Regions from separate parts of the Homo sapiens genome. Here region 1 is linked to region 2. Evidence: chromatin loops called from intact Hi-C (ENCODE). Cell type or tissue: GM12878. All regions are shown on one strand.

Region 1 (2,500 bases), 300 kb after region 2:
AAATTAGAGGAGCTGGTTTTGTCCCCTTTATGACCCACCCTGGGGTTGGACATATGGGAAGAAGGGGAGATAAATAGTATCCCCAAAATGGTGCTCGCCTAAGAGAATGGTGGCAACTTGATTATTTGTGGGTGGTGTATTCACTTTGCAAGATATCTCTGGCCTTGTTACTGTCCAGAAAAATTCAATTAGGAGATAGCAAGGACAGCGATGGGACAAGGGAGGGGAGAAATGAGGAGAGGGCAGGGCAAGAGGGAGAGACCATGAGTGTGCTGTGGGAAGGGAGAGGTGGAAGAAGAGAGCTGGGGCACACACAGCTCTGAATGCAATTCAACAACAAGTATTTATTAATTGTCTATTATTTGCCTGGCACTTTACTGGGCACTGGGGACATGGGGAAGAATAAGCACAGTCCCTGCCCTAAATCTGACAGGGGATGCTGCCATGTAAACAGACATTGCAGCACACTATGAGGTGCTGTAGTAGAGGCTATCGCTGCATGTACAGGGAGAAGAGGCATAAAAATGGAGAGGAAGTCAGGAGGAGTTAAAAAAAAAAAGCCACATAGAGATCAGAGGACACTTTAGAGGAAACCATGAGGATGAATTTGAGTTCACCTGGTGGGGCAGTATAGGGGCAAAGGAGGTTGAAGGGAGGACATTCCAAGAATAAAAAATCAAAGGAGCAAATGGGCACAGTATATTCAAGGCAGAGTGGGTAGTCCCTGGGGAGAGAGAAGGGAGCAGAGAGATGCCTCTGCAGAAGTCTCCTGGGACCAGAACATGAAGAACATGAACAATACCCCAAGGAGTAGGGCTTTTGTCTAGGAGACACCCAGGGTTATCAAGCAGCAGTTTTGGGTGCTCCTCTCTTATAGAATTACGCTCTCTCTCCTCTACGGCCACAGACAATCAAGGGTGGGCAGCAGTAAGTGGGGCTTACAAGGGGCTATTCATCTTTCTTCAGCAGACTTTTGAGCACCTCTCCTTCTTCTTTCCATCTCAGCCTCACATCCTTCCAGTAAGAGACAAAATGATTTCAGATCAGGGCACAACAGATGGAGGCACAAAAACACAGAAAGATTGGGGGCTTGCCCAGGGGTGCTCAGTGTCTGCTCTGGGTCCAGCTGCCCTGTCCCACTCCTGACTCAATTACTCCATCATCCAGATTTAACTGATGAAAACCATTAATCACTGAACTGGTCAAGGTCGAAAGGATGAAATCCTGGAATGACCAACCAGCAACCAAAACCATGCACATCCTGGATACCTTGCCTAAAGCTCAGCACAACAATGCAAAGCGTGTATCAGTTTCCCATGAGAAAACTAAAGCTCGCAGAGATTATGTAACTTACTCATCATCACAGAGCTAGTGAGAGACTGAGTTGGGATTGGAAGCCAGGTATAGTTGACACAATGGCCTGTTTTCTGTTTACCATCACTTATCAGAACAGTAAGAGTTAGGGGAAAGACGGGATGGAGACTGGGTGGAGATGGCATCCAGAATTGATCCAGTGCCAAGGACTAGAATCTTGTTAATTCCACTCTATGATGTGTTAGAAACAAGGGGGTGGGAGAGGACAACATAGTTGTGTTAGTTTTGTGTTGCCATTTTTTTTTTAAATCTCTGAGATGTCCCAAAATGTTGACTTTGTAAATTTGTTCAGTGAGGAGGTGGGTAAACACAAGCATTCGGAATGTGAACAGCATCATCCAGCCAGAACGCCCAGCAGGTTTGCAGAGGTAGATGTAAAACACTACAAACAGCATGCGGGAGCAACCAGCTCTCCCTGAGAGGGAAGTATAGCCTCAGCATGGAACTGGAAGCCCCCTAGAAGGCCATGGCATGCTGAGAGGGAGGAGAGGCACTCTGCCAGGCCTTCCAGCTATCCCTCGGGGCCCTCTCTTCAGGAGGGCAAGGCCGTACAGTTCACAGCACACCCATTTCAAGCCTCAGTGAGTTCAGTGAAATGCCATTTCCCCAGGTCAGCATTTTACATTACACCAGCCCAGTATCCCTGCTTGACTGCAAAGCATTAACTAGGGCCCTGCCTCAATCAAACATGCTGCCATGGTGTGACAGGATGCATTCTGTGTAACGACAGGCAGAATGTCAGAGACCTGGGGAGGAAAGCTTGCAATCTGTCCAACAGTGCAACGGGAAGCTCAGGAGTTACTGAGCACCTCGTCATTGGAAGCATCCAAGAAGACATTGGATAGGCATCTACATTGCATAGTGTACTGGAGTCACATTTGGTCTGAACTGGAATTCTGGCTCTACCATTTATTGGCTCAATTTCCTGCAGCCTCAGTTTACCCATTGGAAATGGGGGGAAATAAGGGTATCTATCTCACAGGGTTGTTGTGAGGAGAAGATCATGCATAAAAATGGCTTAGCACAGTGCTCCATAAATGAGAGAGACAATGATGAAGGTGAAGGTGCTGGCGATGGCGGTGGTGAGTATATAAAGAGGAAGAGGAGAGTGAACACATTCTTGACT
Region 2 (2,500 bases):
AGATCTTTGTACTTCACTTTTCACTTATATGAAATGGATGTACAAATGACAAAATAAGGTAGGTGAGTGCATGTTGTAAAATGTAAACATTGCTATACAAAGGCAAAGTTCTAGGGTTCTCAGTAGAAACTCACACAGCTTCTCCTAGGGACCGCAGGGGCCTCAATCTTGTCATCAGTCAAGGGCCAGTCAGTGTTGGGTGTGCCACTTCCCATCCCCGTGCCCCCCCACCCGCCACTTGTCCTCTCGCTGATCCAGGAGCAAAGTAGAAAATGGCATTTCTGAATGAGGCTGACAGTTCACCAGGCACGAAAACCCACCCAGTTGTGACTCAGAGTTTTGGAGGCACAGATAGAATTAAGGAAATGTTAATGTATTCGCATCGCTTTGCCTCCTGCCTACACAGGCATAAGCAGTAAAGAGGGAGGATGGGGTGGGAGAGGGGACAGGGAGATGGGGAGTTGTGTTGATGAGCTCTGGGGGTGGGGGATGGGTGGAGACTGTAGGGTCCCAAGGCTGCCTGGCTACTACAGCTGGGCCTGAGATCCCCAGGGGACAGGGAGGGATCTGCTGGCATCTGGTCTCTGCCAAGACAGTCTGCCGCCCGGAATGCAGTATCAGCTTGGGCACAAGGCTAGAGCAAGTGGGGCCCTAGGGTGCATGTGTGTGCCCACACAGGGGATGGAGGGGTGGCAGGAATACAAGCTGGATAACCCAGAGCTGTCTGCGTTAGCCTTGGTGATGTGCCTTGTCAATGGCAAACAGCCATTTAGAATCAGTGTCTTTTCCAAATGAAGCCCCTGAATGTTGTATGCTTAATACGATCTATCTGTCTATCTGTGCACTTATGCAGGGAGCTGGCTCCCCAGGGCACAGCAGCCAGTATGCTACCTCAGCACAGAATAATCCCCCGGGAGGCTGCCTCCTTTTCTCCCCCTCCTGCGGGGGGGCCCCAGAACCAAACCCCGAGGGGTTGGGATGAGTGGTTGCTAGTTTGATGGGTGTACGTGGAGGTATCTTGTATTACTGTTTCTGTTACTCACTTTTCATTGCTGAATGCAAGTATCTGTTACAGCGTTTGCCAGCACTGACTCGATGCCATCGTGGGCACCAGAAAGGCAAAGACACACGGTACTGCCCCGCAGGCTCACAGGCTACCTGTAATCAAGGCCTGTGACCCCTCGCAAGAGTCCTAGCACCTGGCTGTGGGAGGTGCCCAATAAATGTTATTGACAGAAAAAGATGCTCTTTGTAACATCCAGCCAAGACTCAGGGATAATCTCTGTTCACTTCAATTATGGGACCACTAGGGGGAGCCCCGGGGACCACTGGGAATGTAAGGTGCTGAATCTTCTGGGTTCTAAAAATGAAGGGTGCTCTGGAATCGGTGCAGGGGTGGCTTCCCCATAAGGAGGGTTGGGGGTGGGGGTGGGGTGTCAGGAAATGCCATAGTGTGTTTGCCTGGGGAGATTCCAGCTTAGTCTTCCTTCTGTCTGATGCCCTCAGCATCATCCAACTAAATGTCCACAGGAGGGCCCAGTGTAGGGTCAGTGACCCCAAGAATGGAAAGACCTTGTGAGGAGCTCTGGGCAAGGAGGCCCAGCCAGGGGCATGGAGCGGGCACTGGCTTTGAGAATCCCAGGTGGGGCTCCTCCCTGCTTAGCCAGGCTGGGAAACCCTTCACCATTACTTGCCAGGAAAAGCAATGGTCTCTCTTGCCCTCTCCTCCCCTTCTCGGGTCTTAAATGTTTTAAACGCCAGTCTTCATGGTTTGATGGAGAATTTTACACCAATGCAGAGTATTACCTAGTTAATTTGGCTAGAATAGACTGTGATTTTACACGGTGAGGCTGTTGCCTCCTGAGCTAACAGTTCCATATCCATGGGCTTGGCAGCCTGCTCTCCTGGAATCTAAGGAGCTGAGGGCCATCTGCAAATGGGCTTCCTGAGAGCTTCATGGGAGGTTGGAAGACAAGAGGGGGACCCAGTCAGATTCTGGGCTTGCTCATTCATTCCTTCAGTCATTCATTTATTTATTTCCTTCTTTATTCAATAGTTGACTTATTCAGTATTTCTTAATTAAGTTTGTTTATTTTATTTATTCATCCAACAAATTTTTGTTGTGGGCTTGAGAGGTGCCAGATCTGGTGCAAGGTCCTGGGAATACAGAGATGCATCAGCCCCTGTCCCTGCCCTTTAGGCACTCACATGCCAAAGAAAGAGGTTGCAAACAGCAAAGGAGGCCAGATATTAAGACTGGCTGCTTGGGGGGCTATGGCACACTCTGGAGCGGTGGAACTTGACTGCCCTTGAAGGACCTACACTAGGCAAATGTATTAGGATGTTGACTTGGCGATGGGATTGAAAGCTGGGTACAATAAGTGGTAAGAACCACATTCTAAAGAGGGACATCAACCATATGGACTTCTTCAGGGGTTATTAAGAGGCAGATCTGGTTGTGTCACCACCTCCTCACCACTTCCTAGTACCCAACATCCCA

What was found. Peaks named below come from ENCODE experiments on the same cell type or tissue, not always from the same donor. Only the 100,000 strongest peaks of a DNase experiment are listed, where the experiment ranks them.
Region 1: a loop joins it to region 2, with 9 times the contacts of the local background. A loop is called at or near these places in 1 of 110 quality-filtered maps.

What each region holds. Positions count from the first base shown.
Region 1 is chr11:115,920,456-115,922,955 of GRCh38, reverse strand. The region is part of intron 1 of LINC02703 (long intergenic non-protein coding RNA 2703); the gene reads right to left. Among named protein-coding and RNA genes, the nearest start is that of LINC02703, 2.1 kb to the right of the region's middle. In GM12878, no CTCF peak of the experiment used is centred here; a DNase peak (open chromatin) is centred at 1,261; H3K27ac peaks cover 2,500 bases.
Region 2 is chr11:116,223,380-116,225,879 of GRCh38, reverse strand. No RefSeq gene overlaps it. Among named protein-coding and RNA genes, the nearest start is that of LINC02151, 280 kb to the left of the region's middle. In GM12878, a CTCF peak has its summit at 1,307 (motif pointing right); a DNase peak (open chromatin) is centred at 1,283.